2 separate regions of the Mus musculus genome follow, and region 1 is linked to region 2. Evidence: chromatin loops called from intact Hi-C (ENCODE). Cell type or tissue: gastrocnemius. All regions are shown on one strand. Each heading gives the region's core, and the rest is flanking DNA. Links, peaks and the distances in the headings are about the cores only. Region 1 overlaps Adgra3 (adhesion G protein-coupled receptor A3). Region 2 overlaps Adgra3 (adhesion G protein-coupled receptor A3).

Evidence for each region. Hi-C counts contacts between places; a loop is a spot of excess contacts. Peaks named below come from ENCODE experiments on the same cell type or tissue, not always from the same donor. Only the 100,000 strongest peaks of a DNase experiment are listed, where the experiment ranks them.
Region 1: it touches region 2 in a loop (6-fold over the local background); 13 of 42 quality-filtered maps call a loop at or near these places.

What each region holds. Positions count from the first base shown.
Region 1 is chr5:50,026,980-50,036,383 of GRCm38, reverse strand. All of the region lies in intron 1 of Adgra3 (adhesion G protein-coupled receptor A3), which reads left to right. It overlaps LOC115490186 (a long non-coding RNA gene), which reads left to right. Exons shown (of 2, transcript XR_003955916.1): 2 at 1-2,164. Among named protein-coding and RNA genes, the nearest start is that of Adgra3, 27 kb to the left of the region's middle. In gastrocnemius, for the core only: a CTCF peak has its summit at 3,788 (motif pointing right); no DNase peak of the experiment used is centred there; H3K4me3 peaks cover 428 bases; H3K27ac peaks cover 1,272 bases.
Region 2 is chr5:49,971,555-49,980,958 of GRCm38, reverse strand. It overlaps Adgra3 (adhesion G protein-coupled receptor A3), which reads left to right. Exons shown (of 19, transcript NM_133911.1): 13 at 1,386-1,599; 14 at 1,808-2,016; 15 at 8,884-9,008. Among named protein-coding and RNA genes, the nearest start is that of Adgra3, 83 kb to the left of the region's middle. In gastrocnemius, for the core only: no CTCF peak of the experiment used is centred there; a DNase peak (open chromatin) is centred at 4,749.

The DNA of each region.
Region 1 (9,404 bases), core at 384-8,383, 56 kb before region 2:
AATCAAATCTTTGAATCCTCAAGAACCTCAGTGTAGTCCCAGTAGAAAGCTTTCTGTTTGATTAAAATGCCAAATAAACTCACTTTTATTGTATTCATAAATATTAAGTGTCCAACATTCTCTGTGATGTACCGGCACCTTGAAGAATGGGCTTCCTTTTCTCAAGGAGCTAATGTGTTTGTAAGATATGATGGAGTGTTGTTTAATAAACAGTTTTTCATTTTTAGACATTGTTGAACGATATCTAGTATGGTGTTAAAAACCCTTCAGATTTTCTTAATCAACTAAATGCTATTTAGCTTTATGTAAACTCACTGTGTTTAATGTTAACGCTGAAAAATAGGTTATTTACTTTTTATTTATGAAACTGCTAAGTAAAGCATTGAAAGCAAATGAGGAAAAAAAAACAGGCTTTTATGTATTATTTCAAGGGTTGGGTCTTTGAGAAAGCTGACTGGGAACTTGGAAGGTTATTTAATGAGCCATTTGGAGAGTTAGGGTTTACTGTGTACCCGGGCATATTTTTGTTGTCTTTGTATGGTTATTAACGGCACCTTTTAATCTTAAGACTCTAATCATGTGTTCCATGCTGATGGTTTTGACTTGCTGTCTCATTTTATATAATTGTTCACTTTGTGGGAATCGAAGTTGGGTGCTGGTTACAGCTTTGAGAATGTAGCTAAGTTCTGCTGGATGAATTCTGTAGAAAAGATTTCTTGGATGAATAAATCTGAGATGTCCGACAAATTTAGGTGTCTTCTGTTCAGCACAATAGGGATTCCTGCGTGCATTTGCTAAGAGAGCTAATTAGCAGGCTGCTGCTTCGCATTGCTCTAATTCTGGGGATCTTGCTAGTGGTGGTGTTCCTACCCCTTTGGGTCTGTGTGTGTACCCCGCCATCCTTAGTTGTTACAGGGTACCACCCATCCTGCTGCCTGCACAAGATTACCCTAAAACTGGGCAAGACGCACAGGAACCTCAACAGTGTAACAGCTGGCGCAGGCTGGTTTAGCTGAGCAGTTGCGCCAGGCCTTGAGGAAGGCAGTGTGGTCAAGTATGCAGTTACCATTGGGTGGTGCTGAATGATAACTCCTGCTTGGCTAGCTGTGGTCTGGCTGTTGTGATTGGCTTGGATCTTATTAAGTAGTGCTAAAGGCCCACCTTAAGTACTTTCCCACACTTGGCTTCTATGTCCACTAAAAGCTTTCATTTTCTAAGTCCCTAGAATAATTTATAGATGAGATATTGAGTAACAGAGGTTAAGAACCTTATGCAGAATGCTGAAGCCAGATCTTGGTATTAATGTTTAAACGCAGGTAGTTTGTGTGCCAGAGTCTACCCTCTGTCGTGGTGTTACCTGCTTAGTAACTACTGAGACAAAGGCAGGGACTGGAATAGTGACCCCAAAACAACAGATTTGTTTGCCCAGTCAGTCATACGACCCACTTTGGTGATGGAGTGGCTCCCGGTAGCACAGTCATGCATAGAGCAAATGAATGCTTATTATGCTCAGGGACATCCTGTTGCTTCATATGGGGTCTGTACCTTAGCTTTGGTCCACAGGACACTCTTGTGATTAAAGTAAAAATTCTGTTAAGGATAAGATATTTGAAATTTTCTTTTTTCCCCCTATCTTTCTCTCTTACTTCTGTCCTGTTCAAGATCATGTTGAAAATTGTAGCAGAAACCCAAAGAGGGCTGAAAAATGAGAGAGCAGTTCCCCTGGCCCTGGAGCACTGGGGACTCAGGAGTAAAACCCGGCAGATGGATGGGATTGATGGTGAGACCCCACAGCAGAGGAACTTACAGCCCAGGAGAGAAAGTGCCAACTCACTAGAAAAATGACGTTCTGAACAGCGCTCTGGAAGAGTCCCAAGAACTGAAAATGTGGGGAGTGGCAGCAGAAGTGGGTAATGAGAGTGCCCAGCCAGCAACTGATGACCTTGAGACAGATGCTCTGTCTAGCTGGGCCCAGAGGAGGAGCTGCTGATATGAGGTTGCCGCAGCTGCAAAACCACTTTGCTTGTTCTCTGCCCATCATCTGCGGAGGCTCAACAGAGTAGGAGTTGGAAGCAGGAAGTTACTGAGTCCCTGCAGCCTGTGTAACTCCACTCTCTAAGGTTACAAGACTCCCCAAATTCGGCATAAAGGAGGTTGTGTCGTATGTGTCCATCCTTATTTTCATATATGCTAATGAGATCCTTTGCTGCCCCTCAGTATTGATCAGTCCATGAACAACCAGAAAGGGTCATTAGACTTTTGAGAAATCAACACTGTGAGCCGGCAAGGAGCCAGTGTTTTGGAAGCCTTGGTGAGATGTTAACGCAGGAGAATTCTAGTGGGTATTTCAGATCCGAAAGAATAACAGATCCATAGGGCAAGAATAGCGTGGGAAAGGGTGAGAAGGGAGCTCTGCGGAGTTAGCTGTGAGGCTGAGATGTGAAGGAGCCTGTCCCGGGTCAATGATTGGTCTGAAGGGCAGGAGGGAAGTGACTCAGGATTTAGGAAATTAGTGGTCTGGAAAATTGAGCGGAGGATTTATTTGCAAATTCAAAGCAGAAGGATTAAGATGGAGGTTGTGAAGCAGTATTAAGAACCGTGGAGGACGGCCTAAGAGATGAGTGTTAGCTAAGTCATAGAATCTCAGATGCTGCTGGGGCTAGAGAGAGATGACTTATTTCTCTTAAGAGCTGGCGACTCTAAACATGGAGGTTTCTTTCGCCACACCACAACGAGCCACGTCTTTAGAATCTCTGCCAATCCCCAGTCCTCTCAACCAGAATTCCAAGTCACTTAACCATTCCAGGTCTGCGTGAGATCATTTTAATACAATGCCTTTCCAGCTTCAACTTGAAAATAACTAGGTGAAGTTAAGAAGTAGATGGGTAGAAACTACTTAACATTGTAACTCAGGATACCTGCTTTCTTTTACTCACAATTTACTATTTTAACCAGAGTTTCCTTTTTTTGTTTGTTTTTTTTTTTTTTTTAAAGATGTGTCCAATATTTTATTGTGGCATATGCTGTGTGCTGCACAAGTTATTGAGTGTGCTTGTGTATATGCAGTGGTGTATAATTGTGTTCCAGAGGTCATTTTTCTCTACTCTGTGTGTGTGTTGTGCATACAAATTTGACAGTAGGGTATTTTAATAAAAACAAAATTTTAAAAGAATATCTTCAGTCATGAAATTATAGTTTAGATGGCTCTGAAGCATTTTTTAAAAACTTGTTTAGCTTCCTAATCTTGATTCTTCTCCTTCGTCCCTAACCCCCAATTGAGTTGCATTTTCCTAAGCTTCTTTTATAGGTGGATGAGAACTTAAGAGAGATGTGGCTTCAAAGTTTCCTGTGGCACTGGAGTGCAGTCCCCTACCCTCTGAAATGTTAAATTCTGACAGTGGCATCGCTTGTCCTCACTCACACTGACTGTCCTATCTTCTGTTATACAACCTTTAATTTCAGTGTTGCACTGTAGTGGAACCTTGGTGTGTAAGCACTAAGCCACAGTTAAAGATCCAGACTTAAAATTCAACCACAGATTGTATGTGAGCCAACGACAACAGTCACTGATAAATCCATGGTTCTTCCTTCCCTAGCAGCTGGAGATTCCTTTCCACATCAGTTTTAAGGGGATCCCAATGTTAGAAAGGCAATAACGTGGACATACTTCTTAGGATTTTGGAATAGAAGAAGAAAGACAACTAGACATTATCTGGTAGATTTTCAGAAAAATCCCTGGAGCCGCAGAGAGGAAGGAGCGAGTGGTCTAGATTTATACTTCTCTGTACCACTAGAGGCCAGTAAATTACCTACTCTGCATCTCACAGTCCTCAGGGAAGGATCCTTGAACAGAGAAACTTAAACCCAGCCGTATTTTTATGTCATTCATTTATTGAACAGATGTTGTGAGCACCTTGTCATTCGGGGCCTCTGGGGACCAGGTCTGGATGGAGGGCTGAAGTACAAGATAATTTATAGGGGAAAAAAATGACTGAAGAAAATGAAGGGAAGGAGGCAGTGGGAAGGGTCCAGGTTGAGCATCTATGAAAGCTGAGGATGTACAGCTAGGTGAGGCCTTTGTCCTTCCTGCAGCTTTGAGCTAGTCTGGAATGGCCCAGCAGGAAGTGACAGTGTGGACACTGCCCAAGGGGCAGCCTGTGGTGGTCAAACAGCTGGAATCTATACTGTGGTTCCCAGCCCACTGACTGGACACTGCTTATAGAGTGAGCACCTTCTTTAGGCCAGCTGCTGTCTACAGTATGTCTTTGGGAAAAGACACCGGTGCACCACCTCAGTGGTTGCAGATGGCACATGCTGTACTGGCAAGGTTAGATCTGAACTCTGCTAGTAAATGTGATTGTCATTCTGAGCAAACTTCCTGGTAGTCATGTAGACTTTTTATTACTGTTTTGGAGGACGTGGTATGACTTTTGTCCTGAGGTTCTTGGAAAGGGTGAGGAAATTCACTTAGGGGGAGAAGCTGCTCAGTGTGGTTCTCAGAGGTTCTCCAGCATGACTGTCTTTCTGTCTCTGAGGTTTATCAGCAATACTCAAACAAGAAAAGATTCATGCACTTGATGTATTCTACATGCCTGCACTGTTTTAGTTGTGTGTTGAGTGGAGTAATGGCAGAACATTTTGAAACATATATAAAGCTAAAACATACCTTCTGGAATGATTTTCTACAAAAGTAAGTGAATGGAACCATTGGTAAGCAACGTGCTTAGTTGCGTGTAATAGGCTCCGGAGTACAACATTGAGAACTGTTCGGCATATGGTTTCATTAGTGGAGAAACAAAAATCCAACAACAACAAAGAGCCGAAGCACTACATTCACTTAAAGGAGTTTCATTCCTGACTTTAGCCGAGGGCAGGTGGCCATAAAGGTTTAGGGTGTATGCCAAGAGAGGCTAATGATTCATCTGGCTCTAAACCTGGCCTGCTTTTCTTTCTTTCCTCTGTAGAGAAGGTTGTAGGAAGGGCATACATTATTCTACACAGTAAACCCAATGTGTATCAATATGTACTGTAGCTTGTATTACAAGAATAGATTAGACCTCTCAACACATGGAAACTTACTATGTACATACATGTCTTATCTTCCTTTTTTTTCCTTCATATTCTTTCTCTTTTCTGAGACTAGGTCACATGTAATTCCTGTCATCTTCAAACTTGCTACTTCAGGTGACCATGCATGAATGCTCCTCTTGCCTATATCTCCCCAGTGCTTAGATTATAGTCATGCACTACTCTGTCTACTTTATGTGGTATCGGGTTTTGAAGCTAGAGCATTGTGGATGATAGGCAAGCACTCTATCAAGCAAACTACACCCTAGATCCTGTGCTTTGATCCATATGACTATTTAAGGAGTTCTATCTTCTTGAAACTGCAATACTTGATCATTTTAATATGCATTCGGTAGACAGGAAAAAAAACATTATTGGAACCCATAGTATATTTAGTAATTAGCTTTTACTAGTTGTATGATGATAATTTTGCTATATCCATATAATTATGTGACATGTAGCATGTAATATATTTTAGTTAAGTGTATGTATGTGTTGGAAGGTTTTTCAAAGATACTGTAAGAGTGTTTTCATTGGTATGTTTTCCTGCCAAAGGGGTTGTGCTCACTCATCATAAAAATGGGAGTGGTTGTCTCCCCCAGAACAGATTATATTTTCCCACTGTGGTAAGTACCTTACAGTATCTTGATGAAGCTTACATTCTCTTCTGATTGGGGATGCACAGTCATCTATAAAGTCATGATCCTTTGTCTCTCTTCTTATTTATTTTTAAGGAGACATGGGTCTCACTTTGTCCTTGAGCTCCTGGCCTCAAATGATCAGTCATCCTGTCTCAGCTGCCTGCGTTACTAAGGCTATGGGCCATTTATATTACATTTGGGCTTGTTTTTATGTGCATTGAGTGACCACTTCAATCTTTGTTAGTTTTCCTGTTGCAGTCTGATTTCAGCTTCCTGTGGCCCTTTCTGCATTTTCTGCATATGTCTGCGCTTTCCTTGGTCCTAAGTGAGGCCTCTTCCTAGGTACTGGGTAGACATCTTCCATCCCATCCTGCCTGTTCTAGTTTCACACACATCTAGCACTGTGTGAAGCACTTTGGCAAAAATCAACTAGAGGAAAGGGGCTCACTGCAGTGTAGCCTTCCAGGTTACGCAGGGACATCAAAGCAGGAACATTGAACAACTAGCTATAGGCACTCTGTTCCATAGTCTGGGACAGAGAAAGTGAGCTCACGCTTGCATGTGTTTAGCTTGGTTTATCCACTCTCACCCAGGTCAGGATACAAAGCTTAGGGAATGGACAGCTCACAGTGGACAGCGTCTTCCCAAATCAATCAACGTAAGACAAAGCCCTACAGACATCCGCATATACCAGCCTAATGTAGAAGATCCTTGTGGTGGTATGAAAGAAAATGCCAGCCACCCACCCCATAGACTCACAGGAAGTGGCACTCAGGAGGTGTGGCCTTGTTGGAGTAGGTGTGGTATTGTTGGAGGCAGTGTTACTTCACTTCCTGCTGTCTGCCTATCCAGATGTTGAACTCTAAGCCGCGTCTGCAGCACCAGCTCTGTCTGCATGCTGCCATGCTTCCCACCATGACAATAAAGAACTAAACCTTTGACGCTGAAAGCCAGCTGCAATGAAATGTTTCCCTTTATAAGAGTTGCATGGTCACAGTGTCTCTCCATAGCAATAGAAACCCTAGCTAAGGCAGCCCCCTCCCCCAGGCTGCTCAGGTGATTGTAGGTCAGGTTGACAGTTAAAACTAAGAAGCAAAACTGCCACTCCATCTGCTTCCCTGACCCACAGGATTGCTTACCTGGATTTTGTCTCCAGCAGTCAACGTTCCTGAAGTTGAACTGAGTAGTTAGTGCTCTTAAAAGTATATTTTAAACTTCCTTTCCAAAAGGAAGTCTTTTAGTGACATGTGACATCCAGGGAGTGGTTTCTACTGACAGCTCTCATGGTTCTGATACATTTTGGGTCTAATAACAGCAAGCAGCTGAGGACATCTAATCTATATCGTTCCATTTGCTTGTGATTTTTAAAAACCCCCTCTGCTTTTAAGTCTTGTTCTTTTTTCATCTTTGTGGAGATGGCACAGCACACTAACTTGGTCCTGTGTGAAATGATAGTGGGTGTCAGACTCTTCCATACAGTTTCTGAATCGAAGCGCTGGAAGCCCGAATAGCATTCAGCCTGTTGTCTATAGATCGTGTCTTGTTCACATCATTAGTATAGGACAGAAATGGGTCTATATAAGCTCTATAACTCTGGCTGGGTTTGAAATTTCAAAGGTGTCAGCAAAAATATTGATTATGAATGGGTTTTAGGTTCATCGTGATATATGATATTAAGCACCCGCTGGTTCCACAGCCCCCCATTTCAAAAGTGAGTATAAAAGCCGTCTGCAGCGTAGATTTATTCCTTCCTATCCTGTTTTTCTGCACAAAATCCTTAAACACATCCAGTAATGTGTAGATGGAATATATTAACTTGAGGTTGTAAACTATATTTTAAGGTTACAGTTATAACTTTTTAAGTGTGATGAAATGTCTTCCTTTTTACTTTCCTCAATAAAACCTATCATTTATTGCAGTAAAGCCTTTATGACTGAGGAAATGACAGTCCCATCGCTGAAGCTATACCAAATCACAGGCAGAGCCATTCAGTCAGTGCCCACCAGTCCTGTGCAAGTTTCTTCCTTAGCTGAGTTTCATTCTTCACTCAGAAATGGCATCTTAAGTCACTGAGCTGGGTAGAGGGTATATTTTCCTGCAGATTGTTGGCTTAGTGCTTACATATTCTTGGCCATTGTCAAACATAGCAGCTTTGCCTACTAGAACATGAATCAGTATAGAAAATTAAGAGAATCCAGGAGTGATCTTAGTACTGTCATTCTGATAGAATATTCTCCTTTTTAGTCTTAAGGATGCTGAAAGCCACTTAAAAAGTGAAGTGACTGACACCGTCACTTTGTAGAGTCTCTGTTAGTACCAGGGCCCCTAACATGACTGTTCAGCTTCTTAAAGTGACAACATCGGTTGCTCTATGTGCAGTGTTTGATCAAAACCAAACAAACACAATAGGTAAATAAACAAATGTGCTCTAAAATCTCAGATCACCTCGGATTTCTTTTAACTTTTACTTCTGGGAATATACAAATACTCCAAATTAACTCGATTGAAAGCAAACATTCCTAAGATTCATATGTTTACTACTGGAGGCTGGGTACACCCTGAAAGTAAGATATTTCAGAACTTACAACATGAATTATAATCCGTCAAAGAGAAGTGAATGTCAGCCTCTTCACCATGGCAACGTTGAAAGCCTTCTGGGTTTCCTGCTTCTGTTGTTTACTTGTTGCTACATAGAGATTCTTTTCTGCCTGTGGTATTAATTGATGTGATCGCATCCTTTCCCTAGGTAGCAGCTTCACTGGATGTGTAAAACCTGCCTTGGATTATATTTGTCCTCCGACCTTGGTCTCTTAGTATCCTCGAGCATTTGTCTGTTGTATATCATGTTGAAACAGTGCCGTCAGGGTCAGGATGCACTTGGTATTATGCCATGTTTGGTGACTGTGAGTGCAGGCTCTGCCTGATCAGAGTAATGAGGGCTGGGACTCTTGCTCTGTACTGCCTGGCTGCTGGAGAAGCCTGCTGGCACAGACACTGGGAGCCGTATGCATGTCTCAGTTTCTCCTGGCCTGAACCAACTACTTTTCTTTCTTTTAAAGATCATTGTCATTTTCAGTTAAGAAAACACTGCTGTATTTTAGTGAAAATGCTTTTGCACCTTGTTTTGTCTCATTCCTACACTTTTTGGCCTTGCCTTTGCTTCAGTGATACCACAAAACAGGAGAGAACGCTGCCTAATGAGATTCTTTGGTTATTCTAAGGAATATGTTGGCTGCACAGACACTGAATTGAGGAAGGACATATACATCAGAATCAGGCAAACAAATCCTGTATCTTAATGGCTGCTCACGGAGTGTGCCATGCCTTTTAAGTTTTTCTGTTAGTGTTTATGAGGCGGTTCTTATTCTTCACGTCTTCTGAGTCAGGGACGTCTTCCCGAGAGCTGGTGAGACTTGCTGGAGAACAAGAGAACTTAAAAGTGGCAGAGCTGGGGCCTAAGCTTGACTCAGAGCTCACAAGCACATCACAGAAGCTGCTCTGCTATGATATCACAGGGCAGGGATCCAACTGCTCTCTCCCTCCGCCCCTCTCTTCCTGCGTTCTTTCTTTTACAAATCTGACTTACAGCAAAGAAAGCTGGATGACAGCTGGCTTTTCTTTTTACTTGTTAGATTAATGAAGAAGTCATGTTGTACACAGAGACACACACCTACAATCTTGTCTTGCAGAGGTACT
Region 2 (9,404 bases), core at 847-8,846:
CACAGGAGATAAAAAAATGAATAATGTTATCTGCAGCCCAAATTCCTTCCTGTCTAGTTAATAAGCCGAGAGAGGCATGTGTTGGAGCTGTAGAACTTGACTGTGTAACACAGGTGTGCATACTCTTTATCGTCCAGAAGAGGGGACAGCCACCTAGGAAGCCACTGGAATGACTCTTCCACCAAAGAGCATGTGTAAAGTCTTTCTCTTGGCTGCCGGCCGGCCATGCCTTCTGATCTGTCTTTTCTGTTGTAAACAGAATTACCTTGTTAAAAAGCAAGTCCACTAGATAGATTCAGGAGTTTGTCAGACAGCAGAATAGTAGGGCATTGATGTCAGGGCCCGGTCGGCCCAGCACACTAGGCCCATGCAGAGCAGAGGCTCCTGCTGTGGCACTCTTGTCTCCACCTCTGAGCTAGGACATAGATGTAAGCAGGAGTCTCTAGTCAAATTATATGGTGCCTTAGCATGTGGGGCAGTATTCTAAAAGTCTCACAAGCAAAGTATTATTAAAGTACAATAATAATCACCTTTGTCTTTCAAGAAAAAATTCTTTTGGTTCCCTGTAGATTGCTTTGGAGGGAGAAAGGGGTTGGTGGCTAAGAAAATGACTTTGTCATAAATTCTTCCTTTAGTGAATATTTTCAGGTAGGTTAAAATCTATGAGCATACAGATTTTTTTTCCTGTTAAAGTTGAATGCTTATCTTTGTTAAAGTTAACGTGTTTTATTAAGGTTGAATTGTAACTTAAAATCCGCAGTAGACACAGACAATACTGCTGCTGGACCTTCCGGCTGTGCTCAGCTGTGAAGAAGTGAGGGCACCCTGGCTGTCAAGCACTTTCCCTTCCGTTTGTTGTGGTTCCCAAGCACTGTTTCTTAGTCGCAGGGACACACATGCTGAAGTAGCGGGGTGTTGAGTTTAAACTTCGGTTTTCTCGTTAAAATCTTGGTCTTTTATTGTGTGAACCTGACTCTGTTCGCCCCTCCTGCTTATTCTTGGTAACTGTAAAACTGATGACTGGAGCTCTCCATCTCCTTAATGCTGCCTGCCGTAGCTGCGTATGTTGTCATGGGGGAAATGAACAGTTCTCTTATTTTTAAACTCTTGGAACAAGAACTTGGATTTCTCTCTCTTTTATACTTTTGACCTATGCTGCTCTGGACTGCTCAGACTTTTTTTTTTTTCTGGACTTGTTAGTTGTTTTAAATATTCATTTTTGTATACACTTTTTGAAGACATGTTTAGCATATAATTTGAACATTTTCTTGACTACCTGACATTGTTCAAGTTTTTTCACACTAGTATGGTGAATTTTATAATATATATATATATATCATATATATATTATATATTATTTATAATATATATCCATCTTTTTTCAGAACACCATCATGGAGGCCTCCATTCAGCTTCCTTCCTCCCTTTTGTCACCAAAACACAAGCGAGAAGCCCGAGCGGCGGATGACGCCCTCTATAAGCTCCAGCTCATTGCCTTCCGCAACGGAAAGCTTTTTCCAGCCACAGGAAATTCAACAAAGTTGGCAGACGATGGCAAGCGGCGGACAGTAGTGACCCCTGTGATCCTCACGAAAATAGGTTTGTGTGGCAGATGTTACCCGACAGTCGCTCGGCACTGTGGCTTTATTGGTTGCTCTTCCTAAAAATATGCTTATTTTTGTTCTCTGTTGATTTAATGAGTCACTAGTGAAAAAGGATCTTGCAGAGTGCCCATCAGTGTATAAGTTGGCATTTAATTGTTTATGAAGTTTGTTTGAGAAATACCGTTCTTTCCCATTTTCTCCAGATGGTGCAACCGTAGATACCCACCACATCCCTGTTAATGTGACGCTGCGCCGAATTGCCCACGGAGCAGATGCGGTTGCAGCGCAGTGGGACTTTGATTTGCTGAACGGACAAGGAGGCTGGAAGTCAGATGGGTGCTGTATACTCTACTCGGATGAGAACATCACCACCATTCAGTGCGGCTCCCTGGGCAACTATGCTGTGCTAATGGTGTGGCCGTTGTTAACTTGGTCTATAAATACTATATATTGTAATGGTTCTCTATGCATAATTAAGCCCAAACGAAGAATTTACTTTTTAACTTAACATAACTGGCTCCATTTAATTATGTAAGAGGTGATTCTGGATTTCAAGGGAAATTGAGTTACTACCAAGTGAAATGAATGTGCTTGCACTTTGTAGCGGCTTCTCAGTGAACTATAAGGGAGTCAGATCAGCTAGGCGCTGACCTCCTTAAAACATGAAGAGATGGCTTGGGTTTCTGCAGTCTGACTCCTTCAGGGTGGGGCGATTTCTTTGCTGAAGGATTCACAGCAATTCACAAAAGGTTTCTGACCACATACCCACACTGTTAGCCTTTTGAGTGGACAATGGCCGTGGGAATTGATGGCAGTGACTTTAATAAATTTTGTGGCTGCAGAACAGCACTGAAGGCTGTCGGTTTGATTGTCACTTGTTTGTCAGTCAGTTCCACTGCCCACTCTGGTTCACCGCTGCTGTTGACCATTAGCCATTCTTAAAGGAACTTCTGTTAATACGTGCAGTCAGGTCTCCTAAAATACTTGGCCTGAATCTTGAGACCCTGGAGACCCTTGCTTCAGTCTTCTCTGTCCTGAGCACATGAGGATGAAATGGCCCACTTTAGTTACTGTTGTAGCTACTTCGCTGTTATTTTGCAGTTGTTACATGGTGCCACTGTCTTGGTTGTGTGTGCAGAGCACAGAGAGGTCACTACAGGTATGGAGACATTGCTCATAAACAGCCAAGTCTCCCCTGTTTAATTTCAGTTGTGAATCTGGTATCTAGACAGTATTACTTATATGTATTACATATAGTTTATAAGTGTACTTATACTTGTATAGATAATCTTGAAACAGAGTTTGTTATATACTTGGTGATTTTTCTTTTTAAGATGTGATAGCATTTGCCAATAGAAATGATCTTGAGGCAAGTCCGGATTATAATCATTTTCCCCAGTGTTTGTTCCTTCACTTTCCTTGCTTCTGTTTTTTTAATGCTTTTCCTGGTTCCTTGGCAGATGAGGCTTGAAAATGGATATTTTGTAGGTGATAGGACTGTGGTGACAGTGACACCATGAATCTTTGCACACAGCTGTAAGCAGTGCACTTGAACCGTATCCAACATACCTATACTTCCGCCTGCACAGTTTTGGGATCTTTGAAGGGTGGAGGACTACATACCAGTAGAACCAACTTTTATTATTATTATTATTATTATTATTATTATTATTATTTGTGTTTACCTTTTGTTCTTTAAGCCAGTGTTCATAGCTAATGAGGTGTCTGGATTCTGGAAATTCACATTTCACTGTTCGGCAAGGGTCTTTGAATTAAAGCACTGCTGGGCTTGTGAGCTGGCTGTGTAGGCGACGTGCTCTTCTCCAAGCCTGAAGCTCGGAGTTCCATCCCTAGGTCCCACATTGGTGGGGGAAGAGAATCGATTCTTCTTTCTGGTTTTTCGACACAGGGTTTCTCTGTGTAGCCCTGGCTGTCCTGGAACTCACTTTGTAGACCAGGCTGGCCTGAAACTCAGAAATCTGCCAGCCTCTGCCTCCCGAGTGCTGGGATTAAAGGCGTGCGCCACCATGCCCAGTGAGAATTGATTTTTCAAGTTATCCACTGACTTACCTCCAGGTGGCATGCCATTCACCCTAGACACACACACACACACGATACATAAATAAAATGTGACATTAATTAAAGTTTGAGACAATTTCTCTTTAGGACCTCCCCCTTTTTTTGAAATTTTAATACAGTTGCATTATCCTTCATTATCCTTCTCCCCCCTCCCCCCCCCAGCTCTCTTTTAAATTCATGACTTCCTTTTCCTTAATTATTTTTGGTGGTGATGATGATGATGGTGGTGGTGTGTGTGCTTCTAACTACATAGATACAACCTGCTCAGTCTATCATGTTACTGTGTGTTTTCAGGGCTGACCATTGGGTATTGGTGTGAGAAGACTGATTCTCCAGCTCTCAGCTTTCCTTAGTTGCCTGCAGGTTTCATGTGTAAGGTTGAGGCTTTGTGAGTTCAGCCTTCCACATTAGTGTATCCATTGGTGTCCTTGTTCCACTCATGTTTGGGCAGTCATGTTGGTGAGACTTCATGGATGTAGCTTCTGACATCCCTGCTCCTCTGGCCGTTTAAGACCTTCCCATCTCCTCTTCCTCAGTGATCACGAACCTCTAGTAGCAGGAGTTAAGTGGTAAATGAGACCAGCGGAGGGAGACTTGCTTCCACAATTCTGCATTTTGATTGGTTTTGTCTTTAGAATGTTTCTCATTCACATTTGAGAATAAAATATTTGGAAACCATGTAGCATTTGAAGGAGAAACAATAGGAAATATAAGATTATCTGAAATGTATGAAATACTGATCAGAAGTTGAGCAAAATAACGGAAACACAGAAATACTGCATTTTAAGCTTCGCTGTGATACCGCACCATGTGAAACTTTTGTTTTTGTTTAATCTAATACTAGTTGAAAGCTTCTATTTTTGAATTTCCTAACTGTCTTCTAAACTATTTAAATTAGTATAATCCTTTTCTAGAAGGAATAAGCTCTTCTTTTATCTTTCAGATTTTTAATCTTCTAAAAAATGTGAAACACAGTGTTTTAAAGCTAGAAGCCTGCTGGGATCTTGCTCCCTATTTTCAGAGACTCTTGTTTTCTGAGCTGTAACTGCCACCTAGAGGCAGAAGCTGGAAACACATCTGGGATAGTTGACCAAGTTATAAAGTTACCATAGAGTGTGTGGAAAATTTAGAGCTGCTTCTTCGTCTGACAGACTTAGTTTGTGGGCATATCTCTGAGGGCTTATGTGGCAGGCATGAAGCCTTGGGGCTGTCCTCAGGACGGCAAGAGAAGATTACACCTGTCCTACACTACTTCACCAAGTTAAGACAGATGCAATGCCTTTTTTAAACTGTAAACAGTTGCTTTGTTTCTTCTATCCTCTTATTGACTCATAAATGTAATCCTGCTTTTCTTGAGTGCTGTCTTCCTAGGTCTTTATGGAAAGTCTAAATGCCCAGGTCGCTAGGAAGATCAGCCATGTGCTTTAAAGAACGATATATAACTGCTGTTTTTGCTGCTATGTCTACAATAGATGATATCCTGGTTGGTTCTGCTAATCCCTACAGTCAGTTACAGAGAAGCTGCCCAGTCCCTGCGGGGGGAAAATATCAGCAGAAGTTGGAATTGCTGCATTGATATCAGAAGTACCCAGTGGGGGGTCAGAAGAATCAAAGGAACTCTGGGCAATAGAGGCAAATAGGAGCAGACACGATGTAGGATCTTAATACCTCGCTCATCAGTAAGGTCAAAGTGCTCACAGTCTGCTTTGCCTTTGTTTCTCGGATTGTCTAGATGTAAAGACCAGTGGCTACTTTCTTACTCCTCTAATAGTGCTAACTGAGCATGCTGAGTAAGAGCAAGCCAGCTCTAGTTAGTACATAGCTGACCGGAATACCTGAACAACTTAAACAGCATACCCATCTCCATCAGATGGTTTAATTACGTCTGTATGTGAAGATACTGTGGGAACCCCTAAGCTATCGGTTTTGCATAACTACAGCTAATAGCTCCTTGCATATTGAAGAGGATTCATGTAGCCCTTTTTTCACCTCTTTTTCCACATGCTTGCTTGCTGTATGCGTCCTCCTAAACCCTGCTTCCAGGAAGGAGAGAAGGCTTAGTAGGTAAAGTGCTTGCTGAGAAAGATTGAGGACCTGGAGTTAAAAAGCCAGATGTCACTGGAGATATCATTAAGGAGGAGTACCACTGTGGACATAGAGCCAGGAGGATCCATAGTGCTCTGGCCAGCTGGTCTATTCAAATTGGTAAACTCTTTCAGTGAGAGTACCCATCTCAAAATATAAGATGGCTCTCTATGAGTTCAATAGCATCCTGGTCTACAGAGTGAGTTTTGGGACAGATAAGGAATATAGAGAAACAACAACAACAAAAACCCAAAAGCAAAATGTAAGATAGAAAGTGATTTAAGAAGACATCTGTTACCTACCACTGGACACACTGTGGGACTGCTGATGCTCAGGCACTGGAGATACTGTGGTGGTAGCTGATCTGCAGTAGGCACTCGTGTGTCAGGCACTCTCTGAGATTTTTATGGTATAGGCAGTTGTCATAGTCTTTTGTCTATAGGTCTGGAACTGAAGTAGGTTAGCTTTGGAACAATAACTAGAATCCAAGCAGTTGATCCAGAGTTGTTCTAACCATACTGCAGTACCTGATCTCTTGAATCTCGCATCTCACATGTCACAGGGAGAAAGCATACTGTCTGTCTGTCTGTCTGTCTGTCTCCTCTGTAGTCTCTGAGGAGTGTCTTCTAGCCCTGCCTTAATGGCCTTAGAATTTCTCTGTTGAGTCTGATTCCAGCAGTTTGCTTGTACATGCCACTTTAACATTCCATGAGGTCTGTGCAGCGTGAATTTCTGCAAGCTGAAACTAAGGATGAGAGGGATGAGGCCTTCAGTTTTCCATTAACTTTCAATACTGGGCAAGGTACATAAACCCTGGAGTTTGGATAAATGCTGTCTCCATGTCCTGCCCACCACTACTCGTCATGGTTGCTACTCCAGCACTTAGAAGTTCCATGCGTTTCTTCCCCTTTTCTAACACTGAGTGCCATACGTAAGTTGTAATTGTGCTCACACTCCACACACTGGGCCCATGGTATTGCTTTGTGTGTCCGTCCATCTCCCCCATCTCCCCATTACATTGGGGGGATTTCTTTTTGTGTGAAGCAGTAGCTTGTATTTTTTAGTACATGCACATTAGTTCCATCCTCGCATTGAAAATACTGAAAACTGTCCCTTATATTGATAATGCACATCAGGTGAGTGAGTGGAACTTGACCTTGATGAGTCACGTGTGTGCTTTTGTTTTGGTTTTGTTTTTTTTCGAGACAGGGTTTCTCTGTGTAGCCTTGGCTATCCTGGAACTCACTCTGTAGACCAGGCTGGCCTCGAACTCAGAAATCCACCTGCCTCTGCCTCCCAAGTGCTGGGACTAAAGGCATGCGCCAGCACTGCCAGGCTGTATGTGTGTGCTTTTGATTGACTGTACATTCCTATGAGTGGAGGCCAAGACTGTGAACCATTCCCATGCTCAGCTTCAACATTAATGCCCCACAGCTTACCGAATCATCGGCATCAGCTTAGTCCTGGTTGTTAGGACATTTCTTAGTTCCTTGTCGTTCTCGCTGATCCTTAGAATCTTCACTTTGATGAGAGTGATTTCACTCCGTCTCTTGTGTTCCGAGAGTGTGGTTCTTATTCCTACAGCGGTGACTGGGAGGTTGAGCCTGCATGTGGATACTTAGAGAGTTGGCTGAGGGCAAAGGCCAGCCCCAGTGTGCCTGGCTTGTTTTCTGGGTTCCTGATGGGCTATGAATGCACACGCTCTCTGTGCATGTAGGTTTTGCAGAGCCCTTTTCAGACTCTCCTTTTCTGCTCCTGCTCCTGGTGTGAACAGGATTCCTTAAAGGTTTTGTGCCTGACTTCTTAGGATTTTTTTTATATCAGTGATCTTTACATCCTGTTTATGAAATCCCAGCCTATCCCAAGTTCAAGAGGGTCTTTTTACTTGCCTTTTTCTCCTTTTAAATTTTCCCTTTTTTATATGAAATTGTCTCTTTGTTTTCTTCAAGACATCCCAGTATGGTTTTCCTAACATACTTAGTTTCACTGTTCAACCAACACTAATTTTGAGTGTTGTGTAAAGTACAGTACTGTAGTTTTTTAGGTGATCTCTTGTTCATTGTTGATGATGTATGGAGGATATGGAATCTTTAGGAAGTAGAGGATGGGCATCGCTGGGGTAGGCATTAAGCATTTATAGCCTCACCTCTCTTCCTACTGTCTGTCTTTGTTTCCTGTGTGTGGAGGGAATGAGATAAGATTCTTACTGCAGCCACTGCACGCTGTGATGGACTCTTCTTTCTCTGAAACTGTGAGCCAAAATAAACTCCTCCTTTCTTAAAAAAATAATCAAATAAAAGTACAATAATTGATACAACATAAGGTGGGAAGACATTAGTCCAAATACAACACAGAGATGTGAGTCAGGGCCAGAGTTTTTGGTCAACAGCATGTCAGGCATTCAAAGAATACCCAGTAGCTAAATGTCTATAGTAGCCCATGACGCCTTCTTAGACGAGGTATCAAAATACCCACGGGAGGAGATACAGAGACAAAGTTTGGAGCAGAAACTGAAGGAAAGGCCATCCAGTGACTGTCCCACCTGGGGATCCATCCCATATACAGTTACTAAACCCAGACACTATTGTGGATGTCAATAAGTGCCTGTTGACAGGAGCCTGATATGGCTGTCTCCTGAGAGGCTCTGCCAGTGCCTGACAAACACAGAGGTAGATGCTTTCATCCAACCATTGGACTGAGCACAGGGCCCCCAGTGGAGGAGCTAGAGAAGGGACCTAAGAAACTGAAGGGGTTTGCAGCCCCATAAGAGGAACAACAATATGAACCAACCAGTACCCCAAGATCTCCCAGGGAGTAAACCACCAACCAAAGAGTACAGAGGAGGGACTCAAGGCTTCAGCCGCATATGTAGCAGAGGTTGGCCTTGTGGGACATCAGTGAGAAGAGAGGCCCTTGGCCTTGTGAAGGCGTGATGCCCCACTGTAGGGGAATGCCAGGACAGGGAAGCAGGAGTGGGTGGGTTAGTGAGCAGGGGAGGGGGATGGGAGAGGGCAACTTTCAGAAGGGAAATGAGGAAAGAGGATAAAATTTGAAATGTAAATAAAGAAAATACCAAATTAAAAAAACAGCCCGTGACCATTTTTTGTCTCCTCAGGATCTGACTGGGACAGAGTTGTACACCCCAGCAGCCAGTCTCCTGCACCCTGTGGTTTACACCACTGCCATCACTCTCCTCTTGTGTCTCTTGGCTGTTATCATCAGTTACATGTACCACCACAGGTAAGAGAGTGCATCCGACTATCATGGCTCTGTGCACTTGGAAGAGGACTTTATTTCACACTTGGTTGTGATAAACTAAAGTGTGATACTGGTGGTACCCTTACAAAATAAAGATGCTGCTGTCAACTGCCCACAGCCTTCATCCCATGCTGATTGGGATATGAAGAGCCATCAGCTAATTTCAGCCCTGAGGAATTTTCTTGTTCCTTCTCTGCTCTGTTGAGGACATGTTTCCATTTCCTGGTTTTGGGGGGGAGAGTCATACCTAGAAAAGACTGTGGGAGGTGGAAGCTGGGGTGCCGGGCACAGAAGCAAGAGGGCCAGAAGCAGAGTGGGGTTTCATCATGTACAGGGTCCCTGCACAGCTGTCTCCAGGTAGTAAACGGTCCATGTTTG